Linked DNA regions of Homo sapiens: region 1 is linked to region 2. A link is an interaction called in ENCODE POLR2A ChIA-PET data of the cell type or tissue named here. Cell type or tissue: HepG2. All regions are shown on one strand. Each heading gives the region's core, and the rest is flanking DNA. Links, peaks and the distances in the headings are about the cores only.

Region 1 (15,601 bases), core at 3,990-11,989, 160 kb before region 2:
TTACCATCTGCTTAGAAGTAAAGGACCCATGGGCCGGGTGTGGTGGCTCATGCCTGTAATCCCGGCACTTTGGGAGGCTGAGGCAGGTGGATCACTTGAGGTCAGGAGTTCAAGACCAGCCTGGCCAACATGGTGAAACCCTGTCTCTACTTAAAATACAAAAATTAGCCGGGTGTGGTGGCGCATGTCTGTAAATTCAGCTACTCAGGAGGCTGAGGCAAGAGAATCGTTTGAACCCGGAAGGCAGAAGTTGCAGTGAGCTGAGATCGAGGTAGTGAGCCGAGATTGCAGCACTGCACTCCAGCCTAGGTGACAGAGCAAGACTCCATCTAAGAAACAAAAAAAAAGAAGTAAACAACCCATCTCATGTGGCTGCTGTGTGGAGTTGGTGGGATCCTGGATGCTCAGCTGTTGTCATCTGTAAAGCCCAGGCCTGCAGGCAGGGCCTGAGGGTGGGGGTCCAGCAGCACACCTGCCCCCAGGAGTGAATGGTAGCGCAGGGCTCCAGGACACACCAAGGTGACATGCCGATCTCTGCATCCGAGCCCTCCACAATGCGCCCGTCGATGTAGGATTCCAGGAGCTCTCTTTCGGTTTTGTCCTCCAGCGACTTCTTCTCGAACAGAGGTCGCAGCCCACAGTCTGCAGAGCAAGCCAAGCAGTGAGGGGCAAGTCCTGGCCACCAGCCCCGCAGCCCCGCATCCCCTCGGATGCCCACTACCTCACCTGCCTCTCCCGAGCCAAAGGTCCTCGGATTGAAGAAAGTCTGGTACTCACTGGTGGCGGTACGCCCTTCGATGGCCCTGTCTGAGTCCTCATCCAGCCCATCTCCTGTCTCCTCCTCCACGGCCTCCTCTGTTGGGACCCAGGCACCGGCTGGGACTGGGCTGGGCCATTCCTCACCCATCCCCTAGATCCCCCCAATTCCCCTACGGGCCTTGGAGGCCATTTGGTGCAGAGGTTAAGCGTGCATGCACAGTTGGGCTACTAGGCAATAACCTCCTGGGGCCTCAGTGTACTTATCTGTGAAATGGGCACAGGACCTTACCCCCCACCTGGTTACTGTAAGGCTGTAATGAGCGCACTCAATGAGGTAAGCGTTCGATAAGCAGAAGCGGCTGTTGTTATTCCCACCAGGATTTGTCCCTGCAACTCAGGCCCCCTACCCAGGCAGCTCACCACAATAGTTGAGGTCGCAGTACCCAAAGTCGCCAGGCTTCCCGGCCACATAGCACCACACGCCCTCCTCATCCCCGTCTGGGTTGCGGCAGAAGTTCTCCACCAGCTGCACAGCTGAGTTGAAGTCCTGGTGCTTGCTCAGGGCCTTGGCCTGTGCGCTGGCCCAGGCCAGGCAGGGGAGCCCATGTGTGGTCACCGCCAGGCGCCCCTGGTACTGCTGCCCCCGATCAGGGACACACTGCTCCAATGGAGGTGACAGATTCACACTGGAGCCTTCGGAGCGTGGAGTCATCGCTACAGTGACTTGATCCTGGCCTGGTGGGTGAGGGGCAAGGAGGCAGCAGAGTGAGTGAGACCACACATGGACCGGAACAGACAGGGGTGTGAACCCCGGTCTTGCTGCTTTCTGCCTGTGTGACCTCAGGTTACTTAACCTCTCTGGGCTTCTGACCGTTTGCCTTTAAAGGGGTTACTAATGCCACTTTTGCAGGTTTGTTGAGAGGATTAAACAAAATATACAGCATAAGTGTCTGGCACATAATAAACCAGAGATAGTAACCAGGTTTGGCCTCCTAGGCCATCTGTAATTAACTGGTAGTGGCTGCCTGGAGCTGCTGGAGGAGTCATGTTTTTATAGCTGCACAGCAGGACGCTTGCTGGGATCACTAGGCTGTTCACCTGGATGGGTCAATTTCTGCAAGCCTGCAACTTATTTATCATCAATGTGTGTGCGTGTGTATGGGGGTTGGGGAGTAAATAGTAGCTGTTTTTGTTGGGATAAACTTGCTATAAGACCAATTCCAGGGGCCAGGCGCAGTGGCTTACACCTGTAATCCCAGAACTTTGGGAGGCCGAGCTGGGCAGATCACCGGAGGTCAGGAGTTCAAGATCAGCCAGGCCAACATGAAGAAACCCCGTCTCTACTAAAAATACAAAAATTAGCCAGGCGTGGTGGCGTGTGCCTGTAATCCCAGCTATATGAGAGGCTGAGGCAGAGAATCGCCTGAACCCAGGAGGTGGAGGTTGCAGTGAGCCAAGATTATGCCACTGCACTCCAGCCTGGGTGACAGAGTGAGACTCCATCTCAAAAAAAAAAAAAAAAAAGGCCGGGCGCAGTGCCTCACCCCTGTAATCTCAGCAGTTTGGGAGGCCGAGGCGGGAGGATCACAAGGTCAGGAGTTTGAGATCAGCCTGGCCAACATGGTGAAACCCCGTCTCTACTAACATAAAAAAAAATTAGCCAGGAGTGGTGGCACACGCCTGTAATCCTAGCTACTCAGGAGGCTGAAGCAGGGGAATCGCTTGAACCCAGGAGGCGGAGGTTGCAGTGAGCTGAGATAGGGCCACTGCACTCCAACAGCCTGGGCAAGGGAGTGAGACTCCATCTTAGAAAGAAAAAAAAAAAAGACCAACCCCAGGAATGAGCAATGGGCCCGACAGGGATGCCTAGAGAACAAACACTAACCCATGTTTGTGGACTGGTAATCGGCACAAATTCTTTACCCCTGCCTGCATCCACATCCCTTGCTCTGTGATTTTACAGGCTGAGGTGTAGTTTACCTCTTGACCCTGGCCTTGAACATATACTTGCTCTGGCCAATGGAACGTGGGCAGGGCTGACTGTGCCTGTTCTGAGCCAGGCCTTCAGGACAGAAGACGCTTTTCTGTTCATTGTTTTCTGTGTCTGTCATCAGCATAAGAAGAGTTTTCCCAGGTACCTTCTTTCAGCCTCAGCCCCAGCATGAACGCACGTGGAGCAGATCTAGGCCCAACCCTCAACGAGGAGCCAGACTCAGCTGGACCCATTATTTGAATCAGAGCCACCCAGCCAGGGCCAACCTCCGTCAGTTGACCCTACAGACGCATTAGCGAGTGCAGCCACACCTGCCAACCCTCATGGGAAAAAGAAATGCTTATTGTGGTCTGCCTCAGGGAAGGGGTGGCTATAGCTACTTAACACACCAAGGAAATAATAATGACAGAATCCCGCAGGGCCAAACTGCACAAGGCTTGCTCTGTGATACTCAGAACAGGGTGTGTGGACTGAAATGGCTAGGGAGGGCTTCCCGGAGGGAGGAGTGCCTTGATCAGAAAGGAGGCATGTTTGGAATGAGCCACAGCCTGGACCATAAGGAAGTCAAGAGTGGGGAGGGGGAGGAGGAGGCTGGCAGATCCCCCCACTCAGATCCCCTGATTCCCTGACTTTACTGAGCAATAGGCACAGATATGATCTGAATGACTGACGCCAGCTCTGAAGGTGGCCAGCATCTTTTTTTTTTCTTTGAGACAGAGTTTTGCTCTTGTCGCCCAGGCTGAAGTACAGTGGCAGGATCTCAGCTCACTGCAAACTCCGCCTCCCGGGTTCAAGCGATTCTCGTGCCTCAGCCTCCAGAGTAGTTGGGATTACAGGCGCCCACCACCACGCCTGGCAATTTTTGTATTTTTAGTAGAGACGGGGTTTTGCCATGTTGGCCCAGCTGGTCTCAAACCCCTGACCTCAGGTGATCTGCCTGCCTCAGCCTCCCAAAGTGCTGGGATTACGGGCATGAGCCACTGTGCCTGGGTAGCCAGTATTCTTGGTTCCCATCCCAGGCTGCCAGGCCCCATGAAGCCCCCGGGCCTTGGCCATGGGCCGCCCCACTGCCCCCAGCTTACCACAGACAGGGATGCTGCATTCCTGCCTCCTCACGGTGGGGTCTGTAGTGTAGCACCAGGGTCCCGTGGTGCTGCTGTCGGGGTTGCGGCAGAAATTCTCCTGTAGGTCGGCCCCAGGATGGGTAGTGGAGTTGATTCTGGAACAGGAAATTGCCCAACAGGAGGCTGTTGGGCTTGAGGTACGCTTGCTCCCTGTTCTCAGCCCATGGTGGGAAGGCCGGCCCCTCACTCACTCAGGCTTATGTGGGTAGCGACTCCTCCATAGCTGGCACTCAATGCCTGACCGGGTGATGTTCACATGCCCTCGGTAGTTCGTACCCAGACCCTCAGCACAGTTACCTGCGGAGACCCCACCCCGGTCAGCCTTGGAGCCTGGGGACTTATTTCCTCTCTCCCTGCAAAGTTGTCTATCCCCCACCTCCCAGCTCATGCAGGTCCACAATCCTGAACCTGCATTCACCCAGCCCCTCTTCCTCTGCAACCAGCAGTTCTCCCATTCACTCAACAGTGGCCTCCAAATATTCGCTAAGTGCCTACCATATGACAGGCACTGTCGGGTGCTCAGTACACATCAACCAATAGGACAGTCACAGCCCTGCCCTCATGGAGCTTCCATTCTGTGGCTTCTCTTGGCCAGCAGGATGAAAAAGTGATGAAGGTCCTTTTCAACTGGCCCTGGTCTACCTGTCCCTGCTAGCTCAGCTTCTCATGCCTCTGGGTCTTTCCACGGATTGTTTCTTCTGACTGGAATGCCCACTTGTTTGTTCATCCATGCATCCCACCAGGCCAGGCAGAACTCTGCCTCTCCTGGGAAGCCATCTCTCATTTTTCTGGCAAACCAGACACTCATTTTCCTGTGGTCTCTTGGTGCCTTGAACAGAACTTTTCTTGCAATCACTTTATTGAATTATTTATTTTTATTTATGTATTTTGAGATGAGTCTTGTTCTGTTGCCGAGACTGAAGTGCAGTGGCATGATCTCAGCTCACTGCAACCTCTGCCTCCCAGATTCAAGAAATTCTCCCCCATCAGCCTCCCTAGTAGCTAGGATTACAGGCGCGTGCCACCACACCCCAGCTAATTTTTGTATTTTTAGTAGAGGTTGGGGGTTTCACTATGTTGGCCAGGATGGTCTCAAACCCCTGGCCTGGGCGCCCACCTCAGCTCCCAAAGTGCTAGGATTACAGGCTTGAGCCACCACACCCGGCCGCAATCATTTTAATATTTTGTATTTTTGTTCTCTTTTGAGATTTTGAATTCCTTGAAGGCAGAGACTGTATTTGATTCTCTTAAAATCCCCAGCACCTGATATAGTGCCTGGCACGTAGCAGGAACTTTGTAAAATGTCTGTTGAGTACGTAATTTAACAAATGAGGCTGGGCGCAGTGGATTACACCTGTAATCCCAGCACTCTGGGAGGCTGAGGCTGGTGGATCACCTGAGGTCAGGAGTTTGTGACCAGCCTGGCCAACATGGTGAAACCCCGTCTCTACTAAAAAATACAAAAAATTAGCTGGGCATGGTAGTGTGTGCCTGTAATCCCAGCTACTCAGGAGGCTAAGGCAGGAGAATCACTTGAATCCGCTAGGCGGAGGTTGCAGCGAGCCGAGATCGCGCTGCTGCACTCCAGCCTAGGCGACAGAGTGAGACTCCACCTCAAAAAAAAAAAAAAAAAAATGAAAGTATGGCAGCCAGGCATGGTGGCTCACACTTATAATCCTACTCCTTTGGGAGACTGAGATGGGAGAATTGCCTGAGCCCAGGAGTTCAAGATCAGCCTGGGCAAAAAAGGGAGACCCTGTCTCTTATAAATAAACAAAGAGTTCCATTTTTGTCGTGCTAAAGGTGCCTTCAGAACACAGTGCAGGAGGGAGGGTGCTCCCTGAAGTCTCAGCAAAAGTGGTGACATTTGAAGCAGTCCTTGAAGGATAGGAAAGTGTTCAGTAGATGTGATGGTCGCTCCAGAGGAAATTGACAACATATGCAAGGCCAGGTGCTAGAAACACCTTGGCATGCTTAGGGAAGTCCTTGGTGTCAGAGCAGCTGGGGGTTTGGGTTCCTGTTTGGTTCAGTGACACCTAAAGCTAGAAGGGGAATGTGACATCATCAAAGCTCTGACTAGGTGGGGGCAGAGACTCGGGTCAGGCAAAGGAGAATGAAGCCTTAAACATGAATTCATGGCCAGGCGCGGTGGCTCACTTCTATAATCCCAGCACTTTGAGGCCGAGGTGGGTGGATCACGAGGTCAGGAGTTCAAGACCAGCCTGGCCAACATGGTGAAACCCCGTCTCTACTAAAAATACAAAAATTAGCCAGGCGTGGTGGCGAGCACCTGTAATCCCAGCTACTTGGGAGGTTGAGGCAGAGAATTGCTTGAACCCGGGAGGCGGAGTTTACAGTGAGCCAAGATCGTGCCACTGCACTCCAGCCTGGGCAACAGAGCGAGACTCTGTCTCAAAAAAAAAAACATTAATTCATTAGTCCATTCATTCATTCATTCGTTCGCATGCCAGACACAGAGCCAGGTACAAAGAGACATCTTGACCCCAGGAATGGGAGCAATGTCAGATGCTGGGGACTGCCTCGGCCTCCACCAGCCACACTCCAAACCCACCCCTGAGCTCTTCTCCCAGGCTCCCCTCCATGTCCTGCTCCCCAAACCCGTGTCAGTTGCTCACCTTCCAGACATGCAGCAAGCTTATCTCGAGGCGTCCTCGCTGTCTCACAAGCTGGAAAAGACCCAGGTGTTTACCTTTGGGATTGGGGTATGGCCAGGATGAGCTGGAGTCAGGGTGGATGGGATGTTGGTGAGAAACAGAAAGATGGATGAACAGATGGGAGGGACCAAGGAAGGAGTGGGGAAGGGGTGGATGGGTGGATGGCTAGGTGCAGCAGAAGATTCTCTGGGTAGAATTCTCTCACTGGGGTCCCCAGGCCTCCCTTCCTGGGGCAAATCCTTCCCGGTGCTCACCTGTGTACTTGGCCCAGAACACATCCTGAAAAACAAGGGCTGGGAGTGAGGCTACGGCAGCTCCTGTTTTGTGTTGTTTTAGTAAATGTTATGTCTCCTCCTCACACTTTCCTTTACCCTGGTCACGCAGGGGGCAGGCTCTGGGGAGGTTTGTGGCAGAGTTTCCTACTTTTGTTTCCAAAAGGAGAAGAATATTTGAGGATAGGGGAGTTCCTCCAACACACACACCGAGACTGAAAGAGGCTGGGGGAGATGGGAGGAGAGGGGGCAGTGGGACCCTGGCAGAGCCCTACAGACAGGAAAGGCGACACAGAGCTCCAGGAACACTGAGTCTTGAGCCCGGGGGCTTGTGGTGGCCTCCCCAGAGTCCCACCCCTCAAGGGTGGTGTGGGAGTCTGCCGCTGAGGAGGCCATGTGGACACAGAGCTCCAGGGCAGGTGGATGTCTGAAGACTGTGGAGGCCTCCCCATGTCATGGAGCTGCACAGGGACACAGTCCAGGCACAGAGACCCCCAGGAAAGGCTGAGGCCGCTCCTCTTGCCAGCCCTGTGAGGAGGGGCTCAGAGTTGAAATGAGGCTGTGAGCAGCGAAGGGGCTGTGGCGTTCCTCGCTTGCTTCTCTGTGGAAGTGTCTAGAGTTGGGCCCGGTCTGAGGCCCCGGCACCGTCCGAGCAGCCCAGGCTCACCGTAGCCGTGGAGGACTCCAGAGCCTCGAAGGCCTCCTCGTAGCTGCACGTCTCCTCCACGCACTCTCGCTCCAGGTTGCCCTTGCGCACCTCCTCCAAGAAGGTGTTGGCTCGCCGGACCCGCTGGAGCAGCGACCGTGCTTGCTGAGGAGCCAGGAACACTGTAAGGCGGTGGGGGGGTCATGGGACAGCGGCCTCAGGAACAGGCAGTCTTGGCCATTCTGGGGGCATGAAGCAAGCCCACCCTCCCCTGCTGGCTTCTGAGAGAGGCTGTCTGGGCTGGTGGAAGTGCCTGGAAGGCTGCTAAATGTGGCCCCCTGTGCCCCTCCTACACTGCCCCTTGCCCCCAGCCTGCTCCCTATATTGGAAGAGAGAAGCAGCCATTCTCTTTCCAGCCCTGAGCTCCTGACTTCTTCCCTAAGCTGGCCGCCTGGGGCTGAGACCTACTTAGGGGCCAGCTCTGTGTGCTCTGTCCAGCCAGGAGACCCCAGCCCATGGGCCCACACCCCAGTCCTCCAGCCTGTTCCAGCCTGCAAGCACTCCCTTACCATGCTGGCTGTGCACAAGGCTACACAGGGCAGCCAGGGCCAGGCAGCCAGGCAGCTGCAAGCCTCGGACGTGCGCCATAGTGTGTCAGCTCCTGGGTCACTGAGGAATTGTCTGTCCTGACCCCTCTGGGTTAATGTTGAACTAACATGAAGAAATCAGCGGAGAGGGTGAGGTCAGAGGGTCAGGGCCGTGGGGACGGGTGGGTAGATAGTCCTCCTGTCCATCTCCACCATCTGGGAGGACAGGTCCTCCTGGGAGCAGGGATGGATGGTCTAGGAGGAGTCACAAAAAAGGTCACTGTCACCCCCATCTCCCACCCTCCCCCTCTGAGATTTAGCCCATTCTGGCCAGTGGGGCTATGAGACTTTCCTGGAGCTCCTTCGAATCCTAACATATAGCGGTGGTTGCTTGTCATCTCTGTGTGCCTCAGTTTCCTCATCTATACAATGGGAATAATACTTTGTTGTGAGGACTAAAGGAGATTAGGAATGGAATGTCCATGGAATATCGTAAGTTCTTAATCAGATCTGCACATATAGGCCAATGTGGGGGTTTGTATAATCATAATACACAGATATCAAAAATAGAGACAAAGATAAAAGGTGTGGCCTGATGGAAGTTGCCCCTCGCCATGGGATGCACCAGGGATAGGAACAGCCAACATTTGCCCCAGCTTCTCAGCCACTGGAGGAGGGGCCCATTTCTCCTCCTTCCTGTCCAGGGTGCCTGGAGGTGTGTTTGTGTGTGGCAGCTGCCTGGGAGGAGTCAGGTCCAGGGACTCTTGGGCCTTTAGTCTATCTTCTGTCACCTCCCAGGACCTGCGCCTGTCCCGGAACAGGGGCTACTGAAATCCCTGGGTCTCCACTGAGGGGCCCTCCTTCTCCCTGGCTGCCTGCCCCATGGCAGGCCTAGAGAGGCTTCTGGTCCTACCCTACCCTCCGCCCTACTCCTGTCCCTCCCCCATTTCCTGTTTGCAGTACCCAAGGCAAATATTAGTCTAAGTAGGACAGAGGGACAAAGAGCAGGAACACGGGGAGGCACAAGTTCTCGCCTCGCCTCACCTGTCCTTTGGGCCTGGCTGTTTGGGGTCTGGACCAGGTCATGTGTGGGAACAGGGAGTGTTGGCAGAAAAACTGGGGACCAGGACTCCCGCAAACACCTTAATTCCTGGGAGGCCCATTTCTTATATATTTTCATATATATATTTTTAGGCCAGGCATAGTGGCTCACACTTGTAATCCCAACACTTTGGGAGGCCGACATGGCAGGATCGCTTGAGGCCAGGAGTTTGAGACCAGCCTGGGCAACATAGCAAGACCCTCATCTCTACCAAAAAAAAATTAAAAATTAGCTGGGAATGGTGGTGCATGCCTGCAGTCTGAGCTACTGAGGAGGCTGAGGCAGGAGGATCACTTGAGCCCAGGAGTTCCAGGCTGCAGTGAGCTATGATTGCACCACTGTACTCCAGCCTGGGTAACAGAGTAAGATCCTGTTTCTTTCTTTCTTTCTTTCTTTCTTTTTTTTTTTTTTTTTTGAGACGGAGTCTCGCCCTGTCACCCAGGCTGGAGTGCAGTGGAACAATCTCGGCTCACTGCAATTTCCATCTCCCTGTTCAAGTGATTCTCCTGACTCAGTATCCCAAGTAGCTGGAATTACAGGCGTGTGCCACCACACCTGGCTAATTTTTGTATTTTTAGTAGAGATGGGGTTTCGCCACATTGACCAGGATGGTCTCGAACTCCTGACCTCAGGTGATCCGCCCACCTCCACCTCGGCCTCCCAAGTGCTGGGATTACAGGCGTGAGCCACCATGCCTGGCCTGAATGAGACCTGTTCCTAGAAAAATAAAATAAAATAAAATAAAATTGAATAAATAAAATAAAATTATAATATATATTTTGGGTTTTTGTTGTTTTGTTTTTGAGATGGAGGCTGGAGTGCAATAGCGTGAACTCGGCTCACTGCAACCTCTACCTCCTAGGTTCAAGCGATTCTCCTGCCTCAGCCTCCCGAATAGCTGGAACTACAGGCACCCGCCATCATGCCTGGCTAATTTTTGTATTTTTGTAGAGACAGAGTTTCACCATGTTGCCCAGGCTGGACGTGAACTCCTGACCTCAGGTGATCTGCCCACTTTAGCCTCCCAAAGTGGGGATTACAGGCGTGAACCACTGCTACCTACCTGTTGGGTTTTTTTGTTTGTTTTTGTTTTGTTTTGTTTTGTTTTTTTGAGATGGAGTCTCACTCTGTCACCCAGAAAGGAGTGCAGTGGCGTGATCTCAGCTCACTGCAACCTCGGCCTCCTGAGTACAAGTGATTCTCCTGCCTCAGCCTCCCAAGTAGCTCCCAAGTGCATGCTAGGGATTACAAGCATGCACTACCACGCCCAGCTAATTTTGTATTTTTAGTAGAGATGGGGTTTCACCATGTTGGTCAGGCTGGTCTCGAACTGCTGACCTCAGGTGATCCACCTGCCTCGGCCCCCCAAAGTGCTGGGATTACAGGTATGAGCCACTGCCCGGCCTCTTTGCAGACTTTTACTCACAGTTGCAGGCCTGTTCAGTATATGACATTCTTATACCCAGAAATGGCTATCTTAGCCTGGGCTGCTATAAAATTACTGTAGGCCAGGTGCAGTGGCTCACGCCTGTAATCCCAATACTTTGGGAGGCCGAGGCGGGCCGATCACAAGGTGAGGAGTTCGAGACCAGCCTGGCCAACATAGTGAAACCCCGTCTCTACTAAAAACACATAAATTAGCTAGGCATGGTGGCACACACCTGTAATCCCAGCTACTCGGGAGACTGAGACAGAAAAATTGCTTGAACCCAGGAGGCAGAGGTTGCAGTGAGCCGAGAGTGTGCCAATGCACTCCAGCCTGGGCGACAGAGCAAGACTTCATCTCAAAAAAAAAAAAAAATTACTGTAAACTGGGTGGTTTAAACAACAGACATCTACAAGGGGTCTTCGAAAAGTTCATGGAAAATGCGTATTATGAAAAAAGACTGCATGGATTTAAAAAAATTTTTGTGCACCAAAATAAACTCACACTAACTTGCTATAACATGAGTGAACAGGATGTAGTTTGAGGCACTAAGAAGGATAAGACATCAGTTTGAAGCGAGCCCTTATCAGAGCTAAATGAATTCTGCTGAAATTGAAGCAAGAACAAACAACAAATTTACGGTGAAGCTTGGGTGGAAGAATGGTGAAATCACTGATGCTTTATGAAAAGTTTACGGAGACAATGTCCCAAAGAAATCAGCAGCTTACAAATGGACAACTCATTTTAAGAAGGGACAAGGCAGGCCGGGCGCGGTGTCTCATGCCTGCAATCCCACCACTTTGGGAGGCCGAGGCAGGTGGATCACTTGAGGACAGGAGTTCAAGACCAACCTGGCCACCATGGAGACACCTCGTCTCTACTAAAAATAAAAAAATTAGCTGGGCATGGATGTGCGTGCCTATAGTCTCAGCTATTTGGGAGGCTGAGACAGGAGAATAGCTTGAACCCGGGAGGCGGAGGCTGCAGTGAGCTGAGATCGTGTCACTGCACTCCAGCCTGGGCAACAGAGCAAGACTCTTGACTCCCAAAAAAAAAAGACATTTTTTGGACAAACAAAAACACTTAAATATAGGTTAGGTGTTTAGTGCACTACCATGGGTGCAGGACAACAATGGACCCAGCACATGCTTAGTCTTCAGGGTCTGATACAAGCCCCCAGCCTCCAGGAACCAACTGTTTGTTCTCCTTGGAACTCTGAGGTCCCTAGTTGGTACCATGCAGCCAAGTTTGGCATTCCTGCCGTTCAGCACAAACACGGCCTGCATACTTAAAGCAGACATATATATATTTTTTGTGTGTGAGACGGAATCTTGCTCTGTTTCCCAGGCTGGAGTGCAGTGGCATAATCTCGGCTCACCGCAACCTCCGCCTCCTGGGTTCAAGTGGTTCTCTTGTTTCGGCCTCCCAAATAGCTGGGATTACAGGTGTGTGCCACCACACCCAGCTAATTTTTGTTATTTTTAGTAGAGACAGGATTTCACCATACTGGCCAGGCTGGTCTCAAACTCCTGACCTCAGGTGATCTGCCCGCCTTGGCCCCTCAAAGTGCTGGGATTACAGGCCTGAGCCACCACACCCGGCCTTAAAGCAGATATTCTTGCCCTATAGGAGCAAGGCCATAACAAAGCGGGGGGCAGGGGGTGCATTCCTGCCCAACAAGTTGGCGTCAAACAAAATCATGGGTAAAGACCAATGCTAAATTGTAAAGCAAATCTCTATAACCACTGAAAACAGTAAAATTATGTTCCAAGACATAGTGTTAGAGAATTTCAGGGCTCAAAGAAAGACCAGATATTATTAAATCCAGCCATTTCCAAGCCTAGGGCTGTGTGCACGTTCTACGGGGTGGCCTTGTCTTTCTGCATATATTTTGTTAAAACCTCAAAAATTGTGAATTTGCCTTATTAAGACAAAAATGAATTTTTTTCCCTTTCGACTGAAATTTTTTCTCTTTAGGTGGTGAATAATCTTATGTTTTTCTCAATCTGATCAGCAGTTTTCAATTTTTTATTTCTTTTTTTTTTTTTGCTCTTCTGCAGACAGTGACTTAAGCAGTTTTCTATTTTGACTAGAAAATGTGAGTAAGCGGCTGGGCATAGTGACTCACGCCTGTAATCCCAGCACTTTGGGAGGCTGAGGTGAGCAGATCACTTGAGGTCAGGAGTTTGAAATCAGCCTGGCCAACATGGTGAAATTCTGTCTCTACTAAAAATACAAAAAAATTAGCCGGGCCTGGTGAGCACCTATAATCCCAGCTACTCAGGAGGCTGAGGCAGGAGAATCACTTGAACCCGGGAGGCGGAGGTTGCAGTGAGCTGAAATCATGCCACCACACTCCAGCTTGGAAAAGTATAAGTCAATTTCTATTTAGTAAAAATCTTTAAAAATATGGGATCCATAAGAGAAAAAAAGAAGTTAGCAAATGGTTCCATGATAGAGCCAAGACTGGGAATCATTGATTTCATCCAACTGCCCCATGTCTCTATGTGGTCATGGAGGAAATGGAGGGGGCACGGTCATACAGAATTGGTGGTAGAGCTAGGATGGAAACCCAGACTCCTGCTTCAGACCAGCACTTTTGCCTCTCCCAACCCTTGTCCCCTGACATTCTGGTAGAGTACGGCCTCACTGGGCCATAAAGTTGACCCAGAGAACACGCACCTACAGTACAGAACTACTGTGCGGGTGATGCTGGCCTGCCCCAAACTACTATACCTGAGGGCACATGTTAAGTCCCTTAATTTTGCCTGTCCTCCTATTTAGGAAGACTGATGACAATACTGTTAAGTACAATTTAGTAATTTGTTTTTTAATTTTTATTTTACTTTACTTTGAGACAGGGTGTCACTCTGTTGCCCAGGCTGGAGTACATACAGCAGGCTGGAGTATGGTGGCGTGATAATAGCTCACTGCAGCCTAGAACTCCTGGCTCAAGTGATCCTCCCACCTCAGCCTCCTGAGTAGCTTGGACTACAGGCAGGTGCCACCATGCCCAACTTATTTTTTTATTAATTAATTAATTTATTTATTTATTGAGATCGAGTCTCGCTCTGTCTCCTAGGCTGCAGTGCAATGGCACGATCTTGGCTCACTGCAACCTTCGCCTCCCGGGTTCAAGCAATTCTCCTGCTTCAGCTTCCCCAGTAACTGGGATTACAGGCGTGTACCACCTCTCCTGGCTAATTTTTGTAATTTTAGTAGAGACAGGATTTTGCCTTGTTGCCCAGGCTGGTCTCGAACTGCTGAGCTCACAGTGATCCACCTGCCTTGGCCTCCCAAAATGTTGGAATTACAGGCATGAACCACTGTGCCTGGCCTAATTTTATATTTTTAGAGACAGGGTCATGCTCTGTCGCCAGGCTGGAGTGCAGTGGTGCAATCATAGCTTACTACAACCTTGAACTCCTGGGCTCAAGCAATCCTCCTGACTCAGACTCCCAAGTAGCCGGGACTACAGGCCTGCACCACCAAGCTTGGGTATTTTTTTTTTTTATTTTATAGAAACACAGTCTCACTATGTTGGCCAGGCTGGTCTGGAACTCCTGGCTTCAAGCGATTCCCCTACCTTGTTCTCCAAAAGTGCTGGGATTATAGGGACTAGGCCTACAATTTAGTAATTGCTCACCATGTGCCAGGTAGGCAGGACTTATGAGGTAGGTACTATACTTATCCCCATTTTATGGATGAGGAAACTGAGGCACAGGGAAGCGAAGTGACTTGTCCAAGTTGATGCAGCTAGTCAAGGTCAAAGCCCCAACCCACTCCTGAACACGTCTAGAGATGGAGCTTTTTATCATCTGTGATGCCTTGCAATCTCTAAAGGTCTCTGAACGGTACCCATTTTTTATTCTAAGATTTTTTTTCTTGCACTACTAAAGTTGCAAATCAGGACAGAAGAGCTTTGATAGCCCTCGCTTTCTGATTTTGGGTTCAGCAGCTATAGACACTGCCTGGATTGACTTGCATCTGTGAAAAGGCTCCAGCAAAATCTTATTAGCGTCTTTGCCCTGTAGCAAGAAGCATCCAAATTCAGTATATACATCAAATCATTAAAAATGACCTATCAGGAGTGAATGAGAGGAGAGGTGTGGAATAAAGGGACTTTCAACATTATAATTAATAAAAATTATATGTGGTCAGGCGCAGTGGCTCACGCCTATAATCCCAGCAATTTGGGAGGCCAAGGTGGGCAGATCACCTGAGCTCAGGAGTTCAAGACCATCCTGGGCAACATGGTGAAACCCCGTCTCTACTAAAATACAAAAAATTAGCTGGGCATGGTGGTGCATGCCTGTAGTCACACCTACTTGGGAGGCTGAGGCACAAGAATCCCTTGAACCCGGGAGGCAGAGGTTGCAGTGAGCCAAGATCACGCCACTGCACTCCATCCTGGGTGACAGAGTGAGGCGGTCTCAAAAATAATAATAAATAAATAAATAGACTAGGCATGGTGGCTCATGCCTGTAATCCTAACACTTTGGGAGGCTGAGGTGAGTGGATCACTTGAGGACAGAAGTTCAAAACCAGCCTGGCCAACCATGGTGAAACCCTGTGTCTACTAAGAACACAAAAAACAGTCTGGGCATGGTGGCTCACCCCTGTAATCCCAGCACTTTGGGAGGCCAAGGTGGGTGGATCACCTGAGGTCAGGAGTTCGAGACCAGGCTGGTCAACATGGTAAAACCTCGTCTCTACTAAAAATACAAAAATTAGCCGGGCGTGGTGGCAGGTACCTGTAATCTCAGCTACTCAGGAGGCTGAGGCAGGAGAATTGCTTGAACCCAGGAGGCAGAGGTCGCAGTGAACTGAGGCAGTGCCACTGCACTTTAGCCTGGGCGATAGAGCAAGACTCCATCTCAAACAAAAAATCCATCTCAAAAAATAAATAAAATGAAAATTATATTGAAATCAGAGGAAAAAAAAAATAAAATATATATATATATATATATATATTTTTCAGACAGGGTCTTGTTGTGCTGCCCAGGCTAGAATGCAG
Region 2 (15,601 bases), core at 4,986-12,985:
GCCCAGAGTGGAGTGCAATGGCGCCATCTCGGCTCACTGCAACCTCTGCCTCCTGGGTTGAAGCGATTCTCCTGCCTCAGCCTCCCAAGTAGTTGGGATTACAGGCATGCGCCACCATGCCTGGCTAATTTTGTATTTTTAGTAGAGACGGGGTTTCTCCATGTTGGTCAGGCTGGTCTCAAACTCCTGACTTCAGGTGATCCACACACCCCAGCCTCCCAAAGTGCTGAGATTACAGATGTGAGCCACCACGCCTGGCCTTTTTTTTTTTTTTTTTTTTGAGACAGTCTCGCTTTGTTGCCAGACTAGCCTGGAGTACAGTGGTGTGATCTTGGCTCACTGCAACTACCGTCTCCTAGGTTCAAGTGAATTCTCCTGTCTCGGCCTCCCGAGTTGCTGGGATTACAGGTGTGCACCACTATACCCAGCTAATTTTCATATTTTTAGTAGAGACGGGGTTTCACTACATTGGCCAGGCTGGTCTCAAACTCCTGACTTCAAGTGATCTGGCCGCCTCTGTTTCCTAAAGTTCTGGAATTACAGGCATGAGCCACTGCACCTGGCTGATGGTTTCTTTTAAAGAAATGAGGTTTCTCATCAGGGTGCCGTGTGGCTCATGCCTGTAATCCCAGCACTTTGGGAGGCTGAGGTGGGAGGATTCCTTGAGCCCAGGAGTTTGAGAACAGCCTGGGCACATAGTGAAACCTTGTCTCTACAAAAAATAAAGAAAATTACTGGGGCGTAGTTATATACACCTGTAGTCCCAGCTTCTGGGGAGGCCGAGATGGGAAGATCACTTACTCCTGGGAAGTCAAGTCTGCAGTTCAGTTGAGATCCTGCCACTACACTTCAGCCTGGTTGACAAAAACAAACAAAAAAAAGAGATGAGGTCTATGTTCTCTATGTTGCAGGCTGGTCTTGAACTCCTGGCCTCAAGCAGTTCTCCTCCATTAGCCTCCTGAGTTAGCTGGGTTACAGGTGTGATCTACCTTGCTTGACTCTCAAATGTTATGTATAATTATTTAAGAATAGGAAGCAGGCCAGGCACGGTAGTTTCAGCACATTGGGATGGCAAGGCAGGCAGATCACCTGAGGTCAGGAGTTTGAGACCAGCTTGGCTAACATGGTGAAACCCTGTTTCCACTAAAAATATAAAAAATTAGGTGTGGTGGCATGTGCCTGTAATCCCAGCTACTCAGGAGGCTGAGGTAGAAGAATCGCTTGAACCTGGGAGGCGGAGATTGCAGTGAGTCGAGATCATGCCATTGCACTCCAGCGTGGGCAACAAGAGTGAAACTCCTTCTCAAAAAAAAAAAAAAGAACCAATGTTGCATTATATTTATTATACTATTAATTTATAGGAAAAATTTAAGTTTCTCTTGAATTCATATTTTCTCAGGCTCATATTCATAGAAAAATAGAAAGTGATCCTAAACTATTGATTTATCCCTTTAATCTGCTCCCCCACCCGCAAACATAACACATATAGTAGAACCCTTCTCAATAAGTGTCTCCACTATCCACTTGGGACTTAGGCCCAAAACTTAGGAATCACTCTTCATTTCTCTCTCACACCTCAAATACAATGCATCTGTAATTCCCTTAGCTGTTTCTCCAAAATATATTCTGAGTATGACTATTCATCTCTTATATTGCTATAACCCTGGCCCAAATTCCCATCATCTTGTCATTTCCTTAGCTAAAATCCTCTAATAGTAACCCATTACACTTAATAAAATCCAAATTTTATCATGGTCTGCTAGTACCAACCTGTCTTTATTCTCTTCCTTGTTAGTGGTGCTCCAGCCATGTTGGCCTTATTTCCGGCCTTCACATGCGCTAAGCTTACCTGTTAGGGACCTTAGTACTTGGTACTCCTCATCCTCCTTGAAATATTTTTTTCACCTGCCTCTTTTCTCAAGGTTTCTATTTCAAGATGCCAGTCTTAACTCAAATGTCATCTCAGAGAGGCTTTCTCTGGCCACCCCAGGTAAAAGGGTGTGTTGTTTTCTTTCACCTGCCATATTTTCTTTCTAGCCTTTTTCAGTACTTGAAAGTATTGTTAATATTTAATTATATAAAAATCACATAAGCTTTTGGGGGGCAAGAATGTTCTTCTTTACTATAGTATCCTCAGTGCCTAGAACAGTGCCAACATAATACCTGCTTAATCAATGCTTGTTGGTTATTTATCAGTGCTTTTACATCCTTCCCCATCTTTAAGTGTTCTTTATTTGGAAAGTTGGGGAAATGGAATCCAGCTTCTACTCAGATTTAAATAACTAGGTTCTTAAATCTAATGCCTTCTTTTGATTGGCTAAGAAATGTGATTGGCATGGTAGGGTGGCATGTCGGCCTTTTAGCATAAGAACTCTGTGTTTAATAATTTGACTTCTTTTCTTGAAGCCTCGAGGGAAATTTTTTCTTTCCCTATTTTAGTCAGCCAAGAACCTGACCTGGGCTGACTATAAGATTGGAAAACACTGAACACAGTATCTACTAAGCCAAGCAAGGACTGGGAGTGTAGCTCTGGTACTATCTGAAGGAAAAGCCTGAATTCAAATCCTGCTTTGGCTCCAGACTCATCTGTGAATCTAGATGAATTTCTTAACCTCTTCCAGGTTTTGTTTTTCTTATTTGTCTGATGAGTAATCACATCTGTCCTAGGACTTGTGAAGATTCCTGGGTTAATGTTCTCAAAGCTTTTTTTTTTTTCTGACAATATTCTTTCCTTTTTTTTTTGAGATGGAGTCTCACTTTGTTACCTAGGCTGGAGTGCAATGGCATGATCTCGGCTCACTGCAACTTCCACCTCCTAGGTTCAAGCGATTCTCCTGCCTCAGCCTTCCGAGTAGCTGGGATTACAGGCGCGTGACACCACGCCCAGCTAATTTTTGTATTTTTAGTAGAGACAGGGTTTCACCGTGTTGGCCAGGCTAGTCTCGAACTCCTGACCTCAGGTGATCCACCTGCCTTGGCCTCTTAAAGTGCTGGGATTACAGGTGTGAGCTACTGCGCCTGGCCCAACAATATTCTTGCTGTAGCTCCAGGGGTTTCCAGGAAGAATTGGGGGCAATGTGGTGCTCCCAGGAAGGAGTTGGATTCTTTCTCAAAGACTATGCAGAGAATAGAAAGATGTGATCCTTTATGATTTGAAATCGGCCCTACTCCAGCCTCCTGATATTGTTGGTGGATGAAAGGTATATTGTTGCCAAAGTCATTAGGTCTGTTTGAGGCAGCTGGTTTCAGTTTCCGTTTCTGGGGTTAAGCTGTTTTGCCTCTGAAATTTCTTCCATCAGAAGCTACTCTTTTTTTGTTGCTTGCTAATAGGAAATCTTTTGCCATTTCTGTACATTTAAGAGTAGCCTTCTTGGTCTTCTTGATTCTTTTGATAGCTTGAAACCAAAAAATTGAGCTTCAGTTTCTTCTTGGTTTAGTGCTTTCCTCCTTGTTCTTCCTTCCGTTTTTAGGAGTTCTTGTGTTCTCAGCACACTGTTTTCTCCAGAATAATTTGCAGATAAAACTTCCGTTTCTTTTTTCTTCATCCTTCTGAGGTAAGTGGGAGTAAGGAAAATTGTCAGTCTCAAATTTGGGTCTTATTGCTTTCTATTTCCGGTTTTGATCACACTTTGTTTTGAGCACAAGCTTTCCCGTGTTTCAGACATTAGGCAGCATCATTGTGAGTTACTTTAGAAAGCTCTAGTAAGCAAAATCTGTAGCAGGAAAGCTGGTGCTTCACTTCTCCCCCCTTATTATAGTTACAGTAATTAGAATTTACTCAGTTTTGTATCTTCAAAACATTTTGTAAAATTGTTAGCCCATTTGTGATATATCCTATACAGAGGTCGGTCTTATTTTGAGTTTATATATAAAAAACTAATGCTGCTGCCTGTGTGCAGTAGAGGTGCAGGTTCTGTCTGTTGACAGTTTATTTCTGGGATTTTGGCTTCTTATAAAGAAAGGGACTGTGTATAATTTTAATTGATTGATCTTAGTTCTGTTGAATTATTTGTTTTCAATTTGTCAGGTGGTTAATTAGAGATAATGTAATCTGTGGCTTTTTATAATCACTGTAGTTTCCTTTGCAATCTTTCTCTTAGAACTGTAGGTGCGAGACTTCTTTGTGTGAACTTCTGTTTATCACATACTCTGGTTATTGTTCTATCTTGAGTTTTACTTTGAAAAGTAATAATCTTGTCTTGAAATTTTATAACCCATTTCCCCTAAGATTCTCCAAGGATTTTATTCCTTTAAGATAGAAGGAAGGTATTATTACTTTCAGTTTACATATTGGAGGAAAACTTGAAATTCAGCGAGGATATGATTTGTCCAAGATTATATAACAAGCCAGCGATAAAAATCAGTTATTAAAGCTTCTTACCTCTTAGTCTTATCTTTATTTATTAAATCACTGATTCTTGTTATAAACTTGACTGATACTCCTATATCCCCAGATTGCAGGATCAGCTTTCTTAGGGAGTAAATTAGGATGAAGGTTTTGTATTTAGTATTCTCAAGCTCGAAAGGTGTAATATCCCATATTCTCATCTCTGCTATCAGAATATCCACTGTCTCTGTACTTTGTTCTTAATATTCTGTGTTTCAAATAGGAGGATTAAAAAAATTTTACTGCCATTTTTGAGGTTATTTTTCTTTCTTCTTCCCTACTTATAGTTGAGGTAGTGATGGATTAGTCCTTTGCTTACTCTCTTGCCTGGCCCTCTCGTGATCAATGACATGTGCGTAATGAAATGACTGGCTGAAATTAGGTTGGTAATGGTGCAAAGCCTTGTCTTTACTTTTCTTTTCTTTCTTTTTTTTTTTGAGACAGGGTCTCACTCTGTCATCCAGGCGGAGTACAGTGGCGTGATCTCGGCTCACTGCAACCTCTGCCTCCCGAGTTCAAGCAATTCTCCCACCTCAGTCTCCCGAGTAGCTGGGATTACAGGGGCGTGCCACCACGCCCATCTAATTTTTGCATTTTTAGTAGAGACGGGGTTTCACCATGTTGGCCAGGCTGGTCTCGAACTCCTGACCTCAGGTGATCCACCCGACTCAGCCTCCCAAAGTGCTGGATTACAGGAGTGAGCCACTGCACCCGGCTTAGGTTTTTCTTTTTAAGGTATTTGACTTGTAGAAATTGAATTTATGACTTTGAACTCATAACCACCACACTTTTTAAAACTCTAGATGTTGCTGTTTATGATAGTTTTGGGTTCATTTGGGATCTTTTCACAACTCTGAATATAAGTAAATACACATACTCATGCTCTTCTACGCTAGACATTGTGCTAGGTACTGGGACTATGACAGACATGTTTTTTGCCCTCACAGAGTTTATAATCTACTTAGGAAGAACGAGTCCTAAGAAAGGATCACCAGTGTGATAAAATAAATTTATTTTGAGATATCTTTGGTTACCTAAATTTATTAATTTCCATATTTTCAGAAAAACTTCTTGTTAGAGTATTGAGCAGATAGTGGGTTTTCTGTAGAAAATTCTTGATATTTGTCAGCTAGATATTAGTAGATACTAGGTAGGTAGTGGTTTTTTTTTTTTTTTTTTTTTTTTTTGAGAGGGAGTCTGGCTGTGTCGCCCAGGCTGGATTGCAGTAGTGGGATCTCAGCTCATTGCAACCTCCACCTCCCGGGTTCAAGCGATTCTCCTACCTCAGCCTCCTGAGTAGCTGGGATTACAGGCATGTGCCACCATGCCCAGCTAATTTTGGTATTTTTAGTAGAGCTGGGGTTTCACTGTTTTGATCAGGCTGGTCTCGCACTCCTGACCTCGTGATCTGCCTGCCTCGGCCTCCCAAAGTGCTGGGATTACAGGTGTGAGCGACTGCGCCCGGTGATATTAGGTTAGTAGTGTTTTAGTTATCTATTGATGTACAAAAACCACCACAAAATTGGTGGCTTAAAACAATAAAGATTTATTTTGTCTCATAATTACTCAGGTTAGGAATTTGGGCAGGACTTGTCTGGATGGTCCTTCTCCCCTGTGTAACATCAGTTGTGCTTTGTGCGTCTGCTTTCAGCTGGTGGTTGGGCTAGGTTAGAAGGTCTAAGAAGGTTTCACTCATTTGCTTGGTATCTTGATAGTCTTCCACGTGGCTTCTCTCTCTCCACATGGTATCTTATCATGCAGGTCCTCTCTGAGTCTTGCTCAGTCGCCCAGGCTGGAGTGTAGTGGCACAAGCTGGGCTTACTGCAACCCCCACCTCCTGGGTTCAAGTGATTCTCTTGCCTCGGCCTCTCCAGTAGCTGTTAGTACAGGCATGCATCACCATGCCGGGCTATGTTTGTTTGTTTTTTGAGTCAGGGCCTTGCTCTGTCACCCAGGCTGGAGTGTGGTGGCATGATCAGGGCTCACTGCAGCCTCGACCTCCTGGGCTCAGGCTATCCTCCCACCTCAGCCTTCCGAGTAGCTGGAACCACAGGCACATGCCACCATGCCTAGCTAATTTTAAACAATTTTTGTAGAGACAGGGGTCTCACTATGTTGACCAGGCTGATCTTGAATTCCTGGACTCAAACAATCCTCCCACCTCAACCTCCCAGGGCAGGGATTACAGGTGTGAGCCACTGTGCCTGGCTGGTTTTATTTTTTGTTTTTAAAAAGGTGACAGTGGTAAGATCTTTTATATGAAATGGTTTGGAGACCTCTACAGTGGACGGTCTCATTTTGCCTAGAAGAATTTGTTTTAAATTTAATTTGTCTGACTGTTTACAGGGCTTTGTGGCCTAAACTTTTTATTTTTAGAAATTAAATATTGTGTGTTCTTATTACCATTTTCTTTCTTTCTTTTTTTTTTTTTTTTTGAGATGGAGTCTCACTCTCTCCCCCAGGCTGGAGTGCAGTGGCGTGATCTCGGCTCACTGCAACCTCTGTGTCCCAGGTTTAAGTGATTCTCCTGCCTCAGCCTCCTGAGTAGCTGGGACTACAGGCACATGTCACCATGCCTGGCTAATTTTTTTTTTTTTTTGAGATGGAGTTTCGCTCTTGTTGCCCAGGCTGGAGTACAATGGCACGATCTCTGCTCACCACAACTTCCACCTCCCGGGTTCAAGGGATTCTCCTGCCTCAGCCTCCTAAGTAGCTGGGATTGCAGGCATGCACCACCATGCCTGGCTAATTTTGTATTTTTAATAGAGACAGGGTTTCTCCATGTTGGTCAGGCTGGTCTTGAACTCCTGACCTCAGGTGATCCACCCGCCTCAGCCTCCCAAGGTGCTGGGATTACAGGCATGAGCCACCGCAACCAGCCCTTATTACCATTTTCATACTAATTCTTCATTACAGAATGAAGCTATTATTCTACTATAAGCATTTTTCATATGGTAAATATTTTGATCCTTGTGGTAGCCCTGTGATATACATACTATCAATAGTCACATTTTATGGATGAGGAAACTAAGGTACAGTCAGGTTAAGTAACTATTCCTAGAAATCAAGATACCATCATATACCAGGAAAAGGATGGAGCTGGAATTCAATCAACCATTCTGACTGCGGGGCCCATATATATGACTATACATATTGACTGTAATTTGGATGTTATGGATAATAACAATAAAATAAATATCACTCATGACTTCTCCATCTAGAGTTAACCAGTTAGCACTTTGCCATATCCTTGGATATCTTTTGCACACAATAGATACACAATTCAGGGAATAGTTGGAGTTTTTCTGCTTCTAGGTGTGTTTGCCTTCGGGAATGTGTTGTTTACTGTTCTAAATTTATGATGTTTTTCCCCACATTCTCTGTACCCCTGTAAATTCAGTCTAGTGTAAGAGTCACACAAGAGCTGTATGGAGTCAGGTGTGGGTGCTGGCTTGTGGTGCTTACAGTTTGAACTTTGGTTCTATATGATGTTACTTGAAGTATCCTGAAATGGCCGTAGGAAAGTCCTATTAATAAAAACAAAGCTGCCAGTCGTAGAAAACCCTGTGTATTTCCATCCATATGGAGTTTCCAAAGAGTACTGGGGCAGTTTTAGGCTTCTAATTAAAAGCCTGAAATTTTGTAGTTAATTTTCCATTTGGGTGAACTTTACTTATGCAAGTGGTCTTAGAATTAGTATTTAAAGGATTTTTTAAAAAATAATTATATCCTTGGGTTAAATCAAGTTATGGAATATATGTCAGTATTACATGGTTGGTTTGACTCTTAGACTTTGCCCACATGGGCATAGTGAAGTGGAAGAGAGATGCAGTTACTCAAATAAATAAGGAGATTGGACTCCATTTTAACAGCTTCTTGCAGGTCTATAGGTTTCTGAATCACACTCCTAAATGCAATAGGAAGGGGAAGATTTGGGGTATGAATTATTAGTCAGGTTTTAGATACAGCTATAAATTGTTGGTTCTGGTTTTTAATTCACTTTACTAAACTATGTAGAGGGAGCCCAAATCACAATGAATTATTTTTGCCACATAAACATACTTTATTTTCTCCCTGAGCACTTTTTACTTTGTTTTCTGGTAACAGCCTTTGACATAATTCTTAGAAATCTGCTACTCTTGGGAATTGTGGTGTCTCTGGGGTTTCAGTTGGCCCTATTGTTTGGTGAGGGAAACCATAGTGAACCTCAGAGAGGATTCAATAGTAATAAAAACAACAGAAACAAGATTCATATTTCCACAGCTGTTTTCTTATTTGGAGTCTCATAACAACCCTATGAAGCAGACATTGTGATCATGTTTTACAGAGGAGGAAACGAAGCCTCAAAGAGGTTAAGTATCCCCAAAGTCGTATAGCTAGAAGGTGGAGTAAAATTCCTGGCATAAGATAATCAGATTGCACAAGGAACCTCTAAATCTAACTTCTAATTCCCACTGGGTTGTGGCATACTCTCTAGATGGTTTTTATGAGTAGTTGTTAAATATAATTGTCTCTTAGAATTAAATAGAGAAAATCTGGAAAGGTGATTGCCTTCTCACCTTTGGAGAGTACTCAGTCATGTTATTGGGAGTGGGAGTATGTGTGTGTGGAAATGGGATGGAATCTTGGCATTTGTCTTTTTGTTTGTTTGTTTGTTTTTTTAAGACAGGGTCTCACTCTATTACCTGGGCTGAAGAGTGCAGCGGTGCAATCATGGCTCACTGTAGTCTTGACCTCCTGGACTCAAGCAACCTTCCCACCTTGGCCTCCCACCATGCCTGACCGGCATTTGTCTTATGTACATATCCTAGCCATGTCTTTTGCTTCTACTTGGATAAGCTTTTGGTGATTGAGAATTGATTTTGGGGACTGTGTGACGGTATCACAAAGACTATTGTTGGTAACCTTTGTCTCAGTCTGCTTTACTTTAAGGGACAGATTGGGAAACTTGTTTCTTCTTCCTTTTTAAAAGAGGAATGAAAAACACAATTGACTGGCATTTTCTCCTCATCAGCAGCCCTGTGTGACTTCAGTTTGACTTAGCTCCCTTTGTTCTTTACAGGGAACAGAGTAAAATCTCTTCTCAGGTGGCTGGTAAGAGCATATCAGGAGAGAAGTCCCTTATCCTTTTAAAGCAACAGCAAATATTTTTCTTCAGATGAAAGAGAGATTGTGTAATTGTTTTACTCCCTCTGACTTCTTCCCATCAGTAAAGCTTTCTCTTGTTTGAGCTGTTAGTGTGTTTAGGTCCCTGGAAATTGATAGAAATGTTGTTTGGTAATCCTGATCCTTTGATTTTTTTCTTGGTATTGATATTTGTAGCTACTCTTTCCCCTTTCTGAATCCTGTAGGAATCTGAGGTTGCATCACAGTTTTCTGAGTCATACAGTACTTGTGACCTGTATTTTATTGTTCCTCTTGAGTAACAGGAGGTCGGAAGGTCGGTTTTTTTTATTTTTTATTTTTAGGAATTGGACTGCTGCTGTTTCCACCACACCTTGTAAGATTATAAATGGTTTAAGTGTATTTCTTTGAAAGTGCCTTTATATTGCACTGTTAAGACAAAGGACTCTCAAGATGTTTCTTCTGAACTTTTTTATATTGGGTAAAAGAATTGCAGTAGAGGGTTAAGGTAAACTAATAGGAACTGTATTTTTGGCACTTTCCTGGTTAGTAATTAATCACTTATGTGGCAGTTTGACCGAAGGGCTACCCTGGGTTCAGGTCTAGATTTCTGATCCTAATCTATGAGTTGTCAGGGTTACTAAGGAGATGATTTCCTTCCAGTTAGTTCATCCTTAGCCTATTCAGGAAGTTGGCCTGAAAATGTTGATATTTTCAGTACATATTTATGCACTAATAAGTGATGAGAGCTGTATCATGAGGATACAGGCTAGAATTTGTTTCTTTGTCACTCCTTAGGTAACTCTGTGCTGTGTAGGACTAGGAACTTGGTGAGTTTTTTTGTTTTTGTTTTTGTGTTTTTTTTTTGAGATGGAGTCTCACTCTGTCACCCAGGCTGAAGTACAATGGCACGGTCTCAGCTCACTGAAAGTTCCACCTTCCAGGTCCAAGCGATTCTCCCAACTTAGCTTCCCAAGTAGCTGGGACTACAGGCATGAGCTACCACGCCTGGCTAATTTTTGTATTTTTAGTAGAGACAGGGTTTCACTATGTTGGCCAGGCTGGTCTCGAACTTCTGACCTTGTGATCTGCCCGCCTTGGCCTCCCAAAGTGCTGGGATTACAGGTGTGAGCCACTGCACCTGGCCAAACTTGGTGTTTTCTTGCTGTGAAATCTTTCTGACTTTTACATCTTAGTACTCCAGTGAGAGAACTCCTTCAACACAGGCTGTTAATGTTTTTTTCTGTCTGTATTTGGATACATCTGGTTGTGTACTCTTTAGATTGCAGCCTTTTGTGAAATGTAAAGAGCCAATTATTGTTTGGCTTTTTACAATAAATAGTTATTACTTTTTAAAAAAGTGAATGGTGGCCGGGCGTGGTGGCTCACGCTTGTAATCCCAGCACTTTGGGAGGCTGAGGCGGGTGGATCACCTGAGGTCAGGAGTTCGAGACCAGCCTGACCAATATGGTGAAACCCTATCTCTACTAAAAATACAAAAATTAGCCGGGTGTGGTGGCAGGCGCCTGTAGTCCCAGCTACTCGGGAGGCTGAAACAGAATTACCTGAACCCAGGAGGCAGAGGTTGCAGTGAGCCGAGATCGCCCCACTGCACTGCAGCCTGGGTGACGGAGCGAGACTCTGTCTCAAAAAAGAAAAAAAGTGAGTGATGAGGTTTGGGCTTCTGGTAATAATAATTTTTAAAATTAAAAAGTGAAAAAAAAATAGAAACTTGCCTATTAAAATTATTAAATCACCAATAATGCCACTACTGAGAGACAACCATGGTTAGTATTTATTGTATTTCTTTTGTATCCTTTTTCTCCTAATATTTTTTAAACAAAGTTGGGATTAATACTGCATATAGAATTTTGTGTTCTTTTTTCACTTAACATGTACTTACCGCATAATTTAATTTTTTTTTTTTTTTTTTGAGACAGAATCTCGCTCTGTTGCCCAGGCTGGAGTGCAATGGCACGGCTCACTGCAACCTCCGCCTCCCGGGTTCAAGTGATTCTCCCGCCTCAGCCCCCTGAGTAGCTGGGATTACAGGCGCGTACCATCACGCCTAGCTAACTTTTGTATTTTTAGTAGAGACGGGGTTTCACCATGTTGGCCAGGATGGTCTCGATCTCTTGAACTTGTTACCACCCACCTCAGCCTCCCAAAGTGCTGGGATTACAGGTGTGAGCTACCGTGCCTGGCCTTTTTTTTTTTTTTTTTTTTTTTTTTTTTTTTTTTTTGAGATGGAGTCTCACTCTGTCACTCAAGCTGGAGTGCAGTGGTGCCATCTTGGCTCACTACAGCCTCAGCCTCCTGGGTTCAAGCAATTCTCGTGCCTCAGCCTCCCAAGTAGCTGGGATTACAGGTGTGCACCACCACGCCCGGCTAATTTTTGTATTTTCAGTAGAGATGGGGTTTCGCCATGTTGGCCAGGCTAATACCGAATTCCTGACCTCAAGTGATCTGCCTGCCTCGGCCTTCCAAAGTGCTGGGATTATAGGCGTGAGCCACCATGCCTGGCCTCATTTAATATTTAATTTAATTTATTTTTTTGATTAATTAATTGGTTAATTTTTTTTTGGAGATGGAGTTTCACTCTGTCACCCAGGCCGGAGTGCAGTGGTGCGATCTTGGCTCACTACAACCTCCGCCTCCTGGGTTCAAGCGATTCTCCAGCCTCAGCCTCCCAAGTAGCTGGGATTACTGGTGCCTGCCACCACGCCTGGCTAATTTTTGTATTTTTAGTAGAGATGGGGTTTCACCATGTTGACCAGGCTGGTCTCGAACTCCTGACCTCAGGTGATCCGTCTGCCTTGGCCTCCCAAAGTGCTGAGATTACAGGCATGAGCCACTGCACCTGGCCTAATTTTTGTCTTTTTAGTAGAGTAAATTTTGTATTTTTAGTAGAGTAGGTTTTGCCATGTTGGCCAGGCTGGTCTCAAACTCCTGACCTCAGGTGATCCGCCCACCTTGGCCTCCCAAAGTTCTGGGATTACAGGCGTGAGCCATCGCGCCTGGTGTCGTTTAATATTTTAAAGAAAATTTTTGATAAAGATAACAGATTTACCTTTTTCAAAAACTAAAATTTCAGCACCTAGTGCAGTGGTTTGCACCAGCCTGGGCAACATAGCGAGACCCCATCTTTAAAATAATTTTAAAAGTTAGCTACTCTGGAGGCTGAGGCAGGAGGATTGCTTGAGCCCAGCACTTTGAGGCTGCAGTGAGCCATGATTGCACCATCGCACTCCAGCCTGGGTGATAGAGTGATACCCTGTTTCTTTAAAAAATAAAAATAAAGTCCCCACAAACTAACTAAAATTCCATTTCAAAAACACTGACAGGTATTAATCCATTTTTGTTTCCATTTATCTAGTCCCTCCAGTCCCCAGCGTGTTACCATTAGTTTTTCTTCTTATTCAAAGGTAGCTTTACTCGATATATTGTTTTGTACCTTGCTTTTTTTCTCTCGACAATATATTTTGGACATCTATTCTTTTTTTTTTTTTTTTTTTGAGGCGGAGTCTCACTCCGTCGCCCAGGCTGGAGTGCAGTGGCGCGATCTTGGCTCACTGCAAGCTCTGCCTCTCGGGTTCATGCCATTCTCCTGCCTCAGCCTCCTGAGTAGCTGGGACTACAGTCTCCTGCCACCACGTCTGGCTATTTTTTTTTTTTTTTTTTGTATTTTTAGTAGAGACGCGGTTTCACTGTGTTAGCCAGGATGGTCTCGATCTCCTGACCTCGCGATCCGCCCGTCTCGGCCTCCCAAAGTGCTGGGATTACAGGCGTGAGCCACTGCGCCTGGCCTGGACATCTGTTCTTATCAGTAGCCAGAGAATCTTCCTTGCCATAGATTAGTCATCCAGTACCCTTTAGATGGACACTTGGTTATCCTCAGTTTTTGCTATTGTAAGCAATAAGACAGAAGTAGTAACTACTCTGCACCAATTTTTAAGGGAAATTTATTATTTGTACAAGAAAGCCAGCTAATACATGTAGAAATAATGATAGAATTAGAAAATGAATATTTTCAGCATCTCCCCCCATTAAAAAAGTACAAGAGAGAATCATCAATGAATGCTAACCCATTAAGTAAAAAGTTGAGAAGTAATAGGATATTTACATGATGCCAAATAATTGCCACAGATTGCTAATTGTAAAGGGGGAGATATTCCTTTATAAAGAGAGGTCTGGCTCTTAACAACCTCAACCAAGTAATCATCTTTCTACAAATGATCACTAATGATGGTACAGTCTGAAAATATGTGCCACCTGATGTACTCCACCTTGAGGTATATAGGCACATCAACTGTGACGCACTGTCACCAAAAACATTTAAACTAATGAAGGTTTTAGACCTAACCTGCTGTTTACAGGAAATAAAGGTATAGAGAGGCAAGCTAAATGCTACTATGAGGAAACAATCAGTTGAGTCTAGGATGTAAGGCATTCTAACAAGTCAACTCTCCTGATCTTTTAGAAAAGCTAGTGTCGGCTGGGTGCAGTAGCTCACACCTGTAATCCCAGCACTTTGGGAGGCTGAGGCGGGTGGATCACCTGAGGTCAGGAGTTCAAGACCAGCCTGGCCAACATGGCAAAACCTGGTCTTTACTAAAAATACAAAAATTAGCTGGGTGTGGTGGCAGGTGCCTGTAATCCCAGCTACTCCGGAGGCTGAGGCAGGAGAATTGCATGAACCCAGGAGGCAGAGGTTGCAGTGAGCCGAGATTGCGCTGTTGCACTCCAACTGGGGCCACAGAGTGAGACTCTGTCCCCCACCCCCCCCAAAAAAGAAAGAAAAGCTAGTGTCACAAATAAATGAAAACATAAACAAAACAAAACATGGAGGCCATTCTAGGATAAAGGAGACTAAAGAGACATAAACGTCCAAAGTCGTTGCTTGAGTTTTGATTAGAGTCTGGATTTTTTTTAAGTCAACCATAAATGAAATTTTTTGGACAATGGGGAAAATTCGAATGATAATTGAAGTATTAGATGATAATTGGTATAGTATTGTTATTGTGGTTATGAGGCAGAACATCCTTCTTCCTAGGAGTTGCATAATGAATTAAATATGCAGGGTTAAAGTGTCTTGATACCTACTGAAATAATTCCAAAATTATACAAAAAAAACACCAACCTCAATGTAACCATATCTCTATCCATGGAGATAGATGAGGCAAATTTGGCAAAATATTGACAATTCTTGAGTCTAGGTGGAGAATAGTGTATGTTTATTGTACCATTCTTTCAACTTTCCTATATTTTTTAAAACATTCATAGTGGAGCTAAAGAAACAATGTCACAGTGGATAACACTGTATATATGTAGATATTCTTTTGAAATACCATTTTATCAGGCTTACATAGTCCATTGTATAGACCACAATTTGTTCTTTAATCATTACACTTGTGTGTATTGTGCTGCTAGTTGCCATTTTAGTAGAATTTTAATTTCTGATGAAGTTTTCTCCTTGTAAGTCTTGTGGTAGATGAGAAAAGGAGCCTGATTTTTTTTTTTCCTTCCCTTTCCTTCTCTGTCCTCTACCCTGGATCTTTAGTGGAGAAGAGAAAGAGAAAATGAGTGAGAAAGGTACTCCTAAATAATCTTTTTTTTTTTGAGATGGAGTCTTGCTCTGTCGCCCAGGCACTGGAGTGCAATGGCACTATCTCAGCTCTCTGCAACTTCTGCGTCCTGGGTTCAAGCAATTCTCCTGCTTCAGTCTGATGAGTAGCTGGGATTACAGGTGCCTGCCACCACACCCGGCTAATTTTTGTATTTTAGTAGAGACGGGGTTTCACCATGTTGGCCAGGCTGTCTCAAACTCCTGACCTCAAGCAATCCAATCTCCTTGGCTTCCCAAAGTTCGGGGATTACAGGCGTGAGCCACTGTGCTTGGCCTGATCCTTTCTTTAGCTACAAGGTTGAGCTATGGAGAATATGAGAGTATGAAATATTTTTGGAAGAAAAATTCTGGGAGGAAGGGTCTTTTCTGAGAAAGTGTCATTAAATAGGAAAAGTATAATTTCCCTTTTGAGCTAGAATTGTATTTGCAATTAGAAGCTTCTCGTTGCAGAAGTCGTTCTTTGA

Evidence for each region. ChIA-PET counts read pairs that join two places held together with the same protein. Peaks named below come from ENCODE experiments on the same cell type or tissue, not always from the same donor. Only the 100,000 strongest peaks of a DNase experiment are listed, where the experiment ranks them.
Region 1: POLR2A ChIA-PET joins it to region 2 with 12 read pairs; 7 of 35 experiments call an interaction of 5 or more read pairs at or near these places.

The regions. Positions count from the first base shown.
Region 1 is chr11:46,711,752-46,727,352 of GRCh38, reverse strand. It overlaps F2 (coagulation factor II, thrombin), which reads right to left and starts at 8,140. Exons shown (of 14, transcript NM_000506.5): 1 at 8,039-8,140; 2 at 7,491-7,651; 3 at 6,806-6,830; 4 at 6,513-6,563; 5 at 4,068-4,173; 6 at 3,835-3,971; 7 at 1,180-1,494; 8 at 727-855; 9 at 516-642. The coding sequence starts at 8,117. In HepG2, for the core only: no CTCF peak of the experiment used is centred there; DNase peaks (open chromatin) are centred at 8,202 and 8,952; H3K4me3 peaks cover 2,011 bases.
Region 2 is chr11:46,548,522-46,564,122 of GRCh38, reverse strand. The region is part of intron 1 of AMBRA1 (autophagy and beclin 1 regulator 1); the gene reads left to right. Among named protein-coding and RNA genes, the nearest start is that of AMBRA1, 38 kb to the left of the region's middle. In HepG2, for the core only: no CTCF peak of the experiment used is centred there; DNase peaks (open chromatin) are centred at 6,292, 9,622 and 10,102; H3K4me3 peaks cover 530 bases.